Linked DNA regions of Mus musculus: regions 1 and 3 are each linked to region 2. A link is a contact called in ENCODE Hi-C or POLR2A ChIA-PET data. All regions are on one chromosome and are shown on one strand. The core of a region is the stretch at or near the end of the contact, and the rest is flanking DNA. Distances in the headings are between cores, read along the strand shown.

Evidence for each region. Hi-C counts contacts between places; a loop is a spot of excess contacts on that map. ChIA-PET counts read pairs that join two places held with the same protein, here RNA polymerase II (POLR2A).
Region 1: POLR2A ChIA-PET joins it to region 2 with 13 read pairs in Patski. The contact joins the promoter of H2ac18 here to the promoter of Sf3b4 in region 2. A Hi-C loop is called at or near these places in 1 of 37 maps with a recorded cell type or tissue (T-helper 1 cell). POLR2A ChIA-PET finds 5 or more read pairs at or near these places in 4 of 5 experiments (Patski and embryonic stem cell).
Region 3: POLR2A ChIA-PET joins it to region 2 with 19 read pairs in Patski. The contact joins the promoter of H2bc18 here to the promoter of Sf3b4 in region 2. POLR2A ChIA-PET finds 5 or more read pairs at or near these places in 4 of 5 experiments (Patski and embryonic stem cell).

What each region holds. Positions count from the first base shown.
Region 1 is chr3:96,242,462-96,247,073 of GRCm38, reverse strand. It overlaps H2ac18 (H2A clustered histone 18), which reads right to left and starts at 1,577. Exons shown (of 1, transcript NM_013549.2): 1 at 1,022-1,577. The coding sequence starts at 1,493. The coding sequence ends at 1,101. It overlaps H3c14 (H3 clustered histone 14), which reads right to left and starts at 389. Exons shown (of 1, transcript NM_178216.3): 1 at 1-389. The coding sequence starts at 188.
Region 2 is chr3:96,169,509-96,174,192 of GRCm38, reverse strand. It overlaps Sf3b4 (splicing factor 3b, subunit 4), which reads right to left and starts at 1,687. Exons shown (of 6, transcript NM_153053.4): 1 at 1,586-1,687; 2 at 1,094-1,222; 3 at 110-652. The coding sequence starts at 1,619. Mtmr11 (myotubularin related protein 11) reads right to left here. Exons shown (of 17, transcript NM_181409.3): 15 at 4,204-4,386; 16 at 3,547-3,840; 17 at 2,475-3,107. The coding sequence ends at 2,961.
Region 3 is chr3:96,268,158-96,272,521 of GRCm38, reverse strand. It overlaps H2bc18 (H2B clustered histone 18), which reads right to left and starts at 2,822. Exons shown (of 1, transcript NM_175666.3): 1 at 2,330-2,822. The coding sequence starts at 2,770. The coding sequence ends at 2,390. It overlaps H3c13 (H3 clustered histone 13), which reads right to left and starts at 3,868. Exons shown (of 1, transcript NM_178215.2): 1 at 3,367-3,868. The coding sequence starts at 3,828. The coding sequence ends at 3,418.

The DNA.
Region 1 (4,612 bases), core at 328-2,827, 73 kb before region 2:
ATCAGCAGCTCGGTCGACTTCTGGTAGCGCCGGATCTCCCGCAGCGCCACGGTGCCGGGCCGGTAGCGGTGCGGCTTCTTCACGCCGCCCGTGGCCGGGGCGCTCTTGCGGGCGGCCTTGGTGGCCAGCTGCTTGCGCGGGGCCTTGCCGCCGGTGGACTTGCGGGCAGTCTGCTTCGTACGGGCCATGGCGAAGACGGAAGACACCCAAACGAGGAGCACTCGGGGACCTGATACCGGCCCGAGCCGGCCGCCTTTATAGGCGCAGTCTTCCCCGCGGCGGGGCGGAGACAGCGACTTGAAACTCCCGCGCTGCCGCGCCATTGGCCGTGGCGTCACCGGCCCCGACCTCGCCCATTGGCTCGGGCCCGCCACGCCACCTGACCCGCCCCCCCCCGCCCCCCACGTCCAGCCCCGCGCCCGGTCCACTTGCCAACGTTCTGCGAGGGTGGAGCCACGTCTGGCAGCTGCCCGTAGAGGGCGGGTCCCGGCTCTGCCCAAGAGGAGCTCGCGCGCCCCCGCCCGCCGCCCAAAGTCCCAGGGCAGAACTAATCTAGTGTTTGTGCAGCACCGCCCAGCCACAGCCACAGTCCCAGCCCCAGTCCCCCATGATCCCTAGAGCCGGCCGCGTCCAGTCCTCGCGGGACACCTCCTCCTCCTAGACATTCCCCAAGGACCGGACGAGAGCGCGGCTGACTGCGACTTATGTCTAGATTGGCCTAGACGTCCTAGTTGAGTCTTAGTCCTGGGAAGGGTCAGGCGGGTGGACGCTGAGTGAGGGACAGTGTTGTGTAGGACAAGGGTGTGGGCAGATAGGGGCTAAATGCTTGGGACGGTCAGCGAGAACCGCGTATCCGCTCCGCCGAGGCAGGGCATGAACCAAAGAGCGACAACAAACTACCAGGGGGAACCACGGGCAGGATGGGCAAGGAAGCAGAGGACACGACACTCTTACTTTTGGGGCAGGGCCAGGAAAGGCCACCAAGACCGGCTACCGTGACACAACTCTTTATCTGATTCAGTGGGTGGCTCTGAAAAGAGCCTTTTTAGGAGCTCGCGGGGGTTATATCACAGAGACGCGGGCCGACGCGAGCAGTGGCCTCACTTGCCCTTCGCCTTATGGTGGCTCTCCGTCTTCTTGGGCAGCAGCACGGCCTGGATGTTGGGCAGGACGCCGCCCTGCGCGATCGTCACTTTGCCCAGCAGCTTGTTGAGCTCCTCGTCGTTGCGGATGGCCAGCTGCAGGTGGCGCGGGATGATGCGCGTCTTCTTGTTGTCGCGGGCCGCGTTGCCCGCCAGCTCCAGGATCTCGGCCGTTAGGTACTCCAGCACCGCCGCCATGTATACCGGCGCGCCGGCACCCACACGCTCCGCGTAGTTGCCCTTGCGCAGCAGCCGGTGCACACGCCCCACCGGGAACTGTAGCCCGGCCCGGGAAGACCGCGACTTGGCCTTGGCGCGGGCCTTGCCTCCTTGCTTGCCACGACCGGACATCACGAAAGCGCAAACAGACGAACGGCCACAACCAGGAAACGGTACTCCGGCGCCGACGCCTCACTCTTTTATAGACGCAGACCCGATTGTCCGCCCGACGCTCTCATTGGCTCACACGCGTCCTGACGCCGTGGCCAATAGGAGCGCGCGGACAGAAGCCTCTCATTTACATAAGACCGGCTCCCTCGCCCCGGCGCCGCCCTGGAACGCGCGAATCACGACGCGCGTGCTCGGTGGCTTCATTTGCGTGCGGCCGTCGTTGCGACACTCCGCGGGTCGCCGGGCGGCTGGGCCTGCTCGCTGTTTCTCCTGCTGAGGAAGCTAACAGGAATAGAGCCGGTAGCACGCGTAAACTTGGCCACAGGGCATGGTGTACCAGGTGTAGGTGACTGGCACAGGCTGTGAGTTCTTTCCTCAGCTCCATCTTTGTGCCCAAACTGGCGAGTCGTCCCGGCAGAGCCAGGCAGCCTTACCCTGTTTCCTGTATGAAACCACCCACGGTGTCTCTGCTGCTTCCTGGGTTTTTTGTTTTTTTGTTTTTTTCTCTTCTACCTCCCATTGACATTAGAAATCATTTCTACTCAAGTTACATGTGCCCTTGAATGAGGAGTATTAAGTGTAGGGGTATCTTTCGACTTTGCAGGGGAGTTACATAAAATTAGTGTTAATATATTGTCAGAATGTAGGAAAGCATTAGGCAGTCCATTTATTAAAGTATCAGCATCGGAGGCGTCTGTGAAGTAACTTGTCTTTTGGGTCAGAAATTGCTTAACTTGGATCTTGTTATTTTTTAGTGCAGTTTTCAGTTTACATACGGTGACTAAATTTCCTGTTTCAGGTCACAAGATTTAAGAGGGATTTACGTACAGCTTGTTAAAGATTGAAGTCTTAATGGCACTTTGTATGTTATTTCATTGTAGTTTGGCATATTCTGGGATGTAGGTCAATGGCACAGTACTTTCCTAGTTATATACGAGGTCTTAAGCACCACACCAGAAATTCAATCAGAATTGTTTAGCCACACAGACATTGTTGCTTGTTTTCTGTTTGCCTTAGTTTCACTCCCCCCACCCCCTGTTTCCCTGAGTGTCTCCCACCTGCCTTTGCTGCTCTTCAGTCAGCTCTGCCTCTCCTTTGGCCCTGTCACATTGCTATTCCCATAGTGTCAATGCTCTTCTCTCATCCCTGCAGATTGGGTCCCAGGCTACCTTGGGTATTTCTGCTCCAAGTTACCACATGCTTCTAAAAACAGAAAGAGATACACTTGAGCCAGACTCTTGTATAATTAACTCCCAGGGAACGTCCTAAACAAGTATCTACCCAAGGGTATGGAAGTGGTTTGGCTCCACACTGAGCTGCTTCGGGAACATTGTCCCTAAAGAAGCAGGCTCTTCTGAAAAACATAAATAGGTTAGCTGAAAGCTGACTGTAAGTGTGGTGTCTCTGTCTTCGCTTGATGTCTGTCTCCTTTGGCTAAAGGCAGAGTGAAGTTACTGTTTTACCTTTCACTTGCATCATAGCAAATGAGGGCCGTTACCCACGAGGTCAGGGCCACTCCCTAGAGTACAAGTGAGAGTCAGAGTGATATCTTCCCGAATCTTGCAGGTTCAAACCGTAGCACTGACCAGAGAACCATGCATCTGCCTCCTAGGATTCCTTAATTTTGCTAACATCTTGCCTGCCCAGGTTCCTCCTCTACTTAAGGCTTCAAGCTCATTCATGTCAATATCTGTAGATAGACAGATTTTCGGGGGGTGGGGTTTGCTGGGCCTATATTCTTCTCAATATAGCTTCTTGACTAAATCTCTGATTTTTCTTTTAGACACGTGGTTGAGCCTTGCCTTAGGGTGTCTACAGCCCAATCCTTTACCCTCAAACCTTTGGCTACTTGTTCATTTTGTTGCATATCATGAGGACACTGGCATTGGTTTACAACTTCAGGCTTTGTGGACAGGCTGAAGTGAAAGCTATGTTGGTTGACAGTACTGATTTTGTTACCCTACTAGGTGAAGGAATAAACCTTGGAACTAAGTTGATAATGACATATATATATATGACAATACCTTGGAATGGGGGGAATGCATTTGTGGGGTGAGATGGTGGAAAGGTTGTGAACAGTCAGTGGCAGAATGTGTGGCCATTTCCACAGTGAACTGTGGTAGCTCCAGCTGCACTAGGATTTCTGCAGCTCTTGAAACTGGATTTATTTTAGCAAACAGGAAATGGCTTCAGTGCAAGAATTAAGTGGATCCTGTCTTTCACCTGTGTATCAAGTGTCAGTGGGAAGTCAGTGTGCCTTCGTTAGATATGGTCAGTGTATTTAAGATGTGTAAACATGTGCTTTGAATGGTAGCTTAGTAAATGTAGCATTGCACCATGGTATATTTGACCTAATATGACTCCTATATTGTAACAGTTTTATTCTTTTTGTTTTTTAAAGACAGTTTTTGTGTGTGGCTTCTTTTTTTCCTTTCTTTTTTTGGGGGGGGGGGGTATAGGCTGTTTTTTGTTTTGTTTTCTAGACAGAAACTCTTAAAAGAGTCCTACTTAGCAAAGGTAGTTTTGAAATAGATGTGATGGTTGTTTTTGGTTGTCAACTTGAGCACATCTGGAATTAGTTAAAACCCTAGGGGCTGGGAATACCTCTGAGGCATTTGAAGTGGGAAAATCCACATTTTTGGGACAGTGTGTGAATGCTTGCTACTTCTTAAACTTTTTTGACTATCTCCAACCAGGACTTTGATGATTATGTTTAGGGCTTATTCCGAAGTTAATCCAGGATAACCTCTCAGAATTGAATAGACAAGTCCTTTTCCTCTCTTAAATATTGATGGGTTCTGAAAAATTGGACTATTCACAGCCTACCATAGCCATCAACTACTGCTATAGCTTGAACTGTTTCCACACAAAAGATGTTCTGTTGCTTCAACAAAAGCAGCATGGCCAAAAAGCGAGTTGCAGAGGAAACATTTCCATATCATTGGAGGAAGTCAGGACCGGAACTCAAGCAGAGCTGGAACTTGGAGACAGGAGCTGATCCAAGGGCATGGAGAGGTGCTGTTTAATGTCTTGCTCAGTCTGCATTCTTATAGAACCCAGGACTACCAGCCCAGGGATGG
Region 2 (4,684 bases), core at 438-2,937:
CCTGTCTCACTGCCCAACAACTTAGCAGCTTACTCTACCAGGGCTGCTTCTGCCTCCTGAGCCTCCCTCCCAAGAGCCTCACTGGCACAGTCTGAACTCCAAGCTGTACCTGGTGGAGGAAGCCCAGAACCCAGGGATGAAACCACGGGATTGGGGGCAGAGGGCGGAGGGGGTGCATCGGCAAACAGCTGGTGAGGGCGGTCAGCCTGGGACAGCGGGTTCTGGGCTGCCAGGAGTCTTTCAGCTGCTGAGCCATGGCGTTCACCCTTAGAGTCCTTCTTGAAGGCATAAGACACAGTGATAGGACGGTTACACAGGTACTGCCCGTTCATGGCCTCAATTGCTGCATCCGAAGCATCGAAGGAGGCAAAATTAATGAAGGCGTAACCCTTGGAGTTGCCTGTGTCAGGGTCCCGCATGATCTTGGGGGTCTGTAGGATGACTCCAAAGGCGCTGAAAGTATCGTAAAGCAGCTTTTCATCAATTTCTGGGTCCAGATTTCCAATGAAAATGTTGGCTCCCACATCCAGGTTTTTGTTGTGAGCTGAGGCCTTGTTCACCCGTATTGGCTTTCCATAGAGTTTGATCATGTTCATAATCTTAATGGCATAGTCGGCATCTTCCTCGCTCAGGAATTCAACAAAGCCATAGCCTGGGGAATCAATGAAAAAAACAAAACAAAACAAAAAACAAACAAACAAAAAAAACCCATCATTCAGGGGAAGAGACTCAAAATGAAACATTAACTCCCCAGCCTTCAAACACAAAGAACATAATAGATAATAGCTGGGCGACTGCACGTGCACGTGCTTTTAATGCCACCACTTCGTAGCAGAGGCAGGTGGAGCTCAAAGATCGTGACCAGCCTGGTCTACAGAGCAAGATCTAGGACAGCCAGGACTACACAGAGAATGGTTGAGAATGGTTCCAGAAACTAGAGCTAAGAGAAAATATTCCAGAAACTGGGAATTGAAGCTGAAGGAGAAAGCAATCTTTAGGTTGCTCATTCCAAAGGCGCTGTGCCTAGCGGCTGAGCCTCTTCGGGGCCGGTTAACCCTCTCCAGGGCTGATTCCTGCCCCGTACCCTACTCACCCTGGTGCTGGCCAGTGACTCTGTCCTTGGGCATGTGGGTGTTGACCACTGGCCCTGCCTGGAGAAAGAGCTCCCACAGCAGCGGCTCACTCACTTTCTCGTCCAGACCGCCCACGTACACCGTGGCATCTAAAGGGAAGAAGCAGGCGATGAGGAGTCGGCAGTGAAAAAGAAGACAAAAACCAAAAACCGTCGCCTAAAGCCCTGAAATTCCCTCTGCCACCATCATCTAGAAAATCTGCTACGTCTAATTTGGCATTCTTGCTGGTCCGGTACTCCCGGGAGGCTTTTGTCTTCTTGGTGGAGGGAGCTGATCTAGAAGCATCGCTTCTCACAGGCCTCGGCCTGCACCCGGCCTCGCGGCCAGCCAGGTGCCCAGAGGTCGGTGTCCCACCGGGGGGGATCTCGTCTACCACCCCAGGGGGAACGCTTCCGGCACTAATCTTCCCTCCACTTCCCTGCTCCTATCTTGGGCTCTTCTCTCCCAATTACCCTGATTCCGTTCGGAGATCGGTCCGGCAGCCATGGCGAAGGGGCTCCCGCCGTCTCTAAGCAGCAGCACCGCCCCCTGACCTCAGTTACAACTTCCACTTCCGGGCCAAGGCTCACGTTGGGCGGGGCCGGCGCCGGGGGGGGGGGGAGGAGCCGGAAGCGATCGCGGCCATCTTAGGGGTCGGAGTCTTGTCTTTCGGAAGGGAAAGGCGCTCTAGGGCTGCTGCTGTAGTCGGGGCGGAACGGATGTGCTCAGCCCGTCTCGACACAGTTAACTAAAGCCCCGGATGCTTCCAGACTGTTAGAGGCTCACACGGCTCCCCAAACGCACATTCAAGTGCAAAACCAGGCTTTGTACGTTCTGTGACGCAGAGTTGTGTCCTAAGTGCAGGGCCAGGACTGCCTTCTGGAGCGACCTATTATTTAGTGAGGTCCACGACGCTCGTGCAGACTCGCCCTCGGCCTAGACTTGAGCCTGAGGTATTTTGTTTTCCCCTAAGTGTCAAATCTCCGCTTATCTTGGGAAATCTGGGACACGAAACCGGGTTGGGTTGCGGGCTGGTATCGAAGCTTTAAGGAGCAGACATGGATCTCTTGAGTTAAAGGCCAGCCAGGTCTACAGAACGAGTTCCAGGACAGCCATGGCCACACAGAAAACCTGTCTCAAAAAACAGAGTTCCAGCTGGCCTAATAGACACATAGAGACCATGTCTCAAAAAAGGTGTGCGGACCCCTTCCCCCATATTTTATGTGTATTTCTTCCAGGCCACGCCTGACTTGGATCCTTTATTTCCTTACAATAATTTGGGTGTTTTTCTCAGTTCACACCCTCCCCTCCACCCCCACGGCTTTGCTGAGATCTTCATTCAACACAAGAAAATACCAGCAATGTGTAGAAATACTGTGCTTTAATGAACTCCTTAAATAGAAACGCTGCTATGAAAATATACAGTGGGAGGAGACGGTTTCTCCCTTATTCACCTCGTTCCCACAGAAGACTAAGAAAAGATTTCAAAGTAGTGTAGAGAGGTTGCGAATGAGGTCTCTAGGACATCATTGTTGGGACTGATGAAAAGGGTCTCTCATGTCACAGTTTTGACGGCCATCCAAAAGGTACAGAATTGCCTGGGAAAAGGGGCAATCACATTCTGAACTGGTCTTGTTTCTTAGTTTTCAAATCACAAGAAATGAAAATAGCCCCAGAAATCAAACAAATCGGGAGACCTTTAGGTTGGTAGCGCCACCATCTGCTACAGAAACGGGCCTTCTAAGTGAACTCTGCAGACTGGAATGCCAAAGCTGAGGCGTCAAGGTCAGACAGGAAGATGAGCAGAGACCCCTGCCCTGCCTCTGAGAACGACGCTAACAAACAGTTTCAGCAGATCTGAGAGAGGATGGTATTCGGATCTCTTTTCTTGCTCTGGTCCTCGGGAGATATTCTTGGTGTCCATTGTCTTAACAGTTCCTGAAGGTGAGAAAGCTCATCCTGAAGGGCAGAGACTGTGAGAGCTGAGGAGCCCATCTGGGGAGGGGCAAAGCGCACAGAGGAAGACTGTTACAGGGCTTGCTTCCTGGTTCCTTTTTTTTCCCCCTTTTCTGTTTTTTGTTTTGTTTGTTTTGTTTTTCCAGTTGGGTTTCTCTGTGTAGCCCTGTCTGTTCTGGAACTAGCTCAAACTCAGAGATCCACTTGCCTCTGCCTCCTGAGATCTAGGATTAAAAGGTATGCGCCACAACTACCCGGCTATTTTTCTACTAAGATCCTTGGTACTTCTAGAGTCTTAAGTGATCTTTCCCTTCTAACAGTGCTCTAGATTCTACATGATCCAAGCCACAGGCAGTTTTCTCACCATCTCCTATCCCAAGTGGGCCCAGTTTGAAAAATGCAATGCTACTCCCCAGTTCCTCCAGCCCTTTGCCTTTCCAGCTCATTCTCCCCCATCCAGTCTGTCTTCCCTTCTCACCTGGACCTCAGGCCTGCCCCTCAGGTAACAGCGTTTCCAGAACCTGATCTGTGGTCCCAGATATCCAGGCAGCAGTAGCCCGGGAGGTAAAGGGCAAGCTCCCCAATGTGAGGGGAGCCCCCATTCCTGGTCAGCTAGGCTTTCGGAGGATCTGGCAGGTCGAGGGAGCCAATGAGAAGAGACTGCCAGCAAGGAGGAGCTGTCTTGCCAAGGACAGAGCTGATTCAGTGGGGTCAGGGTCCCTCTAGAGAACAGCCACATAGAACTAGGGGGTCCAGGAACCATGAGGCTTTGCTAAAAGAGAAGAAGTCAACAGACAACTGAGAAGTGGGAAGGGATACCTAGCTGCCCCTGACTCATTGTTCCAGTGACAAACTGCGGCCCCCTCCCTCTGACCTCCCTTCTCCTCAGCAGACTAGGGTTTTGGGCTTACTGGGTTGATTTTAGAGAAACGTATAATATATGGACATGAACCAAAATGAATATCAAAAGAACATTGTCTGCTATTCTAGAACAACTGTCTTGCTGAAGGCTGGCTGCAAGTGACAGCTATAAAAGATAGTGGTGTCTTTCTCTGAGGGACTCGGATATCCTGTCATTCTCATCTAGTAGTGGGAACCTGAGAGAGTCAAGGGAGTTGAAGTGTAGGTATCTTACCTGCTGTCTAGAGAACCTGCTGTCTGGGCAATGCTCCGGATCGTAGCCAGGATTAAGGAACTGTGATATCTGTTCCTTGCTGTAGCGTAAATCCCAGTCCCAGACAGACAGATGTAAGTTAGCAGAGCTTCCAGCTAGGGGCTGGGAGTACTCAGGGGTGTAAACTTGTGTGTACGAGTTGAACTAAATAGAGGAAACAAAGAAACGGGTGATGGGTGCTTTGAGCTCAGGATTGGTTTTGTGGATAAAAGCACTTGCCATTGAGACTGAGGACCTGAGTTTGACTTCCCGGAACCTACACAAAGCCAGACACATAGCTCAGGGCCTGCCGTTTCAGTGCTACTACAGGATGCTGGGGGGGAAGAGACAGAAGAATCCCTAGAAGTTCCTGGTCCAGCCAGCCTGGAGTAAGCAGCAGACAAGCAACAGGGACTCTGTCTCAGTAGGTGGAAGGTGAGTACTGATGCCTGAGGTTGACCTC
Region 3 (4,364 bases), core at 1,573-4,072, 97 kb before region 2:
CCATTGGTGAAAGTGCAGCCTCAGTTGCAATTGATGGCCCAGGACTGAAGGGGTCATGCCGTGTTTTGGAGATGCCAGTACCATGAGATGACCACCAAGAGCAGCAGCAGCAGCAGTGGAGTACAGGCATCTGGAGCCTAGAGGATGACGCGTGTGCTACAAAGGGCATGGCTGGAGAAGTGACCCAAGGCCTTGGAGGAGCCCAGAAGATCGTAAGTTGGATCCCAGACATTGGACGGTTGGAGATTGACTTTTGCTTTTGATTGTGACTGTGCCCTGATAGTTTCCCTCTTGAAGGAAGAAACTGTTTTAGTGGAGCCCACAGTTAAGAGACTTTTAATTGTAAAAAGACTTCGGATTTTAAAAGAGATGGATATTTTAAAGAGATTGAAATTTTAAGAATATGTAAAGACTGTGGGACTTTTAAAGTTATTTAGACCTTGGGGATGAATAAGAATGTAAGGGTTGAGGCTTACTAGTGATGTGTTTGTGTGTCAAGTTGACAAGGGGTCAATTGTACTGGCTAGTTTTGTGTCAACTTGACACAGCTGGGGTTATCACAGAGAAAGGAGCTTCAGTTGAGGAAATGCCTCCATGAGATTCAACTCTAAGGCATTTTCTCAATTAGTGATCAAGGGGGAAAGGCCCCTTGTGGGTGGGACCATCTCTGGGCTGGTAGTCTTGGGTTATATAAGAGAGCAGGCTGAGCAAGCCAAGAGAGGCAAGCCAGTAAAGAACATCCCTCCATGGCCTCTGCATCGGCTCCTGCTTTCTGACCTGCTTGAGTTCCAGTCCTGACTTCCTTGGTGATTAACAGCAGTATGGAAGTGTAAGCTGAATAAACCCTTTCCTCCCCAACTTGCTTCTTGGTCATGATGTTTATGCAGGAATAGAAACCCTGACTAAGACAAATTGGTACCAGCAGAGTGGGGTATTCCTGTGACAACCTGACCATGTTTTGGGGAGGACTGTGGATGGACTTTGGAACGTTGGGCTTGGAAAGTTTGTTAAGAGCTCTGTCGGATGTTGTGTAGGAGCTTGGAAGATAATGTTGAGAACAGTGCAGAAGATGGAGGCCTGGCTTGTGAAATTTCAGAGGGAAAATTAAAGACTCTTTTCAGGGCCATTGCTGTTTTGATTGTGAAGATTCTGTAGTTCTGGTTAGCTGGGGCTGAAGAATCAGCTGTGATTGACAAGATACCAGAACTACTAAAGCAAAAACTTTGCATTACTGGGACTATTGATGCTGGTTAGCTGGAGCTAAGAAATTAGCGGTGATTAAGAAGAGACCAGCATCATTGAGGTGACATCTTCTGGGAAGTGTTTTCTGAGAGCACAGTGGCTTTGTTCCAGATATAGCCAAAGTTGTACCTTGTGCTGTGGCTGGGCTTGGTAATGTGTAAGGGTCACCCAGGTGGTACTGGTTTTGAAGGCATGAAGGAGTTGAGCAGAGCAGCTGAGGCTTGGCACTGTGAGAGGCCATGGAAGGCCATTGGTGAAAGTGCAGCCTCAGTTGCAATTGATGGCCCAGGACTGAAGGGGTCATGCCGTGTTTTGGAGATGCCAGTACCATGAGATGACCACCAAGAGCAGCAGCAGCAGCAGTGGAGTACAGGCATCTGGAGCCTAGAGGATGACGCGTGTGCTACAAAGGGCATGGCTGGAGAAGTGACCCAAGGCCTTGGAGGAGCCCAGAAGATCGTAAGTTGGATCCCAGACATTGGACGGTTGGAGATTGACTTTTGCTTTTGATTGTGACTGTGCCCTGATAGTTTCCCTCTTGAAGGAAGAAACTGTTTTAGTGGAGCCCACAGTTAAGAGACTTTTAATTGTAAAAAGACTTCGGATTTTAAAAGAGATGGATATTTTAAAGAGATTGAAATTTTAAGAATATGTAAAGACTGTGGGACTTTTAAAGTTATTTAGACCTTGGGGATGAATAAGAATGTAAGGGTTGAGGCTTACTAGTGATGTGTTTGTGTGTCAAGTTGACAAGGGGTCAATTGTACTGGCTAGTTTTGTGTCAACTTGACACAGCTGGGGTTATCACAGAGAAAGGAGCTTCAGTTGAGGAAATGCCTCCATGAGATTCAACTCTAAGGCATTTTCTCAATTAGTGATCAAGGGGGAAAGGCCCCTTGTGGGTGGGACCATCTCTGGGCTGGTAGTCTTGGGTTATATAAGAGAGCAGGCTGAGCAAGCCAAGACACCGCCCAACACTTTGAAACGCTCGATGTTGCACCAGAGCGCTGCAGGGTAACAGACTCATCATGGCTTAACCTTACCTGCTAGATCAGACCCTTAGTGCTTACAGTCTTTTTTTGAGAACTAAAGTGGCTCTGAAAAGAGCCTTTTGGGTAAAGCCGATCAATCACGTCTCTGCTGCACTTCACTTGGAGCTGGTGTACTTGGTGACGGCCTTGGTGCCTTCCGACACAGCGTGTTTAGCCAACTCTCCCGGCAGCAGCAGACGCACGGCTGTCTGGATCTCCCGGGAAGTGATGGTCGAGCGCTTGTTGTAATGCGCCAGACGGGAAGCCTCACCTGCGATGCGCTCGAAGATATCGTTCACGAAGGAATTCATGATTCCCATAGCCTTAGATGAGATGCCCGTGTCGGGGTGCACTTGCTTCAGGACCTTGTACACGTAAACAGAATAGCTCTCCTTGCGGCTGCGCTTGCGCTTCTTGCCATCTTTCTTCTGCACTTTCGTGACAGCTTTCTTAGAGCCCTTCTTTGGGGCAGGAGCAGACTTCGCTGGATCCGGCATTTTCCTCCGCGTCTAAAGATGCAACGTAAGGTAGACCGGGCAACTACGAACTGTTTCAGCGCGGCTTGCTATGCGGTACTTATAGAGCTTGTATGCAAATGAGGTTTCACACGGTATTCCATTTTTATTGGTTGATTTACAGCAGAGTCAGCGTCAAGGAGGCGGAGCCTACTCAAACCGATTCTGGTTGCGAGCCTTGGTGGTGCTTAGAGGAAATTCTTTCTAGCCAATCGCAGCCTTCCATTTCATGCTAGCCTGTTATTGAGAGCGGCAGTTTTGCCTCAGCTGTTCTTTATGTTCCCTTCGCTTACAGATCCTTAAAACACCAGGTTGAAATAAGTTAACTATCGCTCTTAGGTATCACGCTTGGAATTTTGGGGCTATTTTTCAGGTTCACAGTTCTGAGACCCTAATTAGAACTCCTTTTTTGGACTGGCCCATATTTGAGTAGTGAGCTCAAGACCAGCTCTAAATGGAATAAACCTGGGATAAGGAATGTGATTACTGGTAACTGTTAGGCCTGACACACTTGAGGGCGTATTTGAAACACTGAAAATCAATTTGCAAAGCTGACACAGCTACTTTCATCGACAACGTAGGTGGCTCTGAAAAGAGCCTTTGTGGGGGATGGAAGGGAAACAGGGCGCTTAAGCGCGCTCCCCACGGATGCGGCGGGCCAACTGGATGTCCTTGGGCATGATGGTGACGCGTTTGGCGTGGATGGCGCACAGGTTGGTGTCCTCGAACAGCCCCACCAGGTAGGCCTCGCTCGCCTCCTGCAGCGCCATGACGGCCGAGCTCTGGAAGCGCAGGTCCGTCTTGAAGTCCTGCGCGATCTCGCGCACCAGGCGCTGGAACGGCAGCTTGCGGATCAGCAGCTCGGTCGACTTCTGGTAGCGCCGGATCTCCCGCAGCGCCACGGTGCCGGGCCGGTAGCGGTGCGGCTTCTTCACGCCGCCCGTGGCCGGGGCGCTCTTGCGGGCGGCCTTGGTGGCCAGCTGCTTGCGCGGGGCCTTGCCGCCGGTGGACTTGCGGGCGGTCTGCTTCGTACGGGCCATATTTTTGCGACTTCGGCTTGCAGACGCCAAGTGGCCATACTTATAGACTTATCTTCGTCTTGATTGGGCCCAGAAAGCAGGAGTTTCTGGACTTGCAGTCTGATTGGGTAGAATTCGATCCTATTTGCTGAGTTTCAAGATGGTTACACTATTCCTTCTCTCCTGATACTTTTCCTTCCTGTATTTATGAACCGCAGAGGGTTTTAAAAAGATAGTGCTTTTCAGTTGATGTAACTTTCCTAAATGCAGTGTTTAAAGTGTTTCTCACGCAGTGTGCTCTTCTAACAGGTTTCTTTGGAAACAAACTTGCCCTTTTCATGTTCTGCGATTCACTTTGTAGCGAGTCACCAGATACTGTAGCTCTTCTCTGACAGTTAGCATTTATTTAACTTCAGGCTTTGTGCCCAGTGATTTGAACGCATTGTACCACGGCCGAAAGATGACAAAACGATGTATAGTGAAAGGAACCAAATGCAAACTTAAGTTTTACCTATTTCGAAACCCTACCAAAGCCGGTCTTACATTTACTGCACACT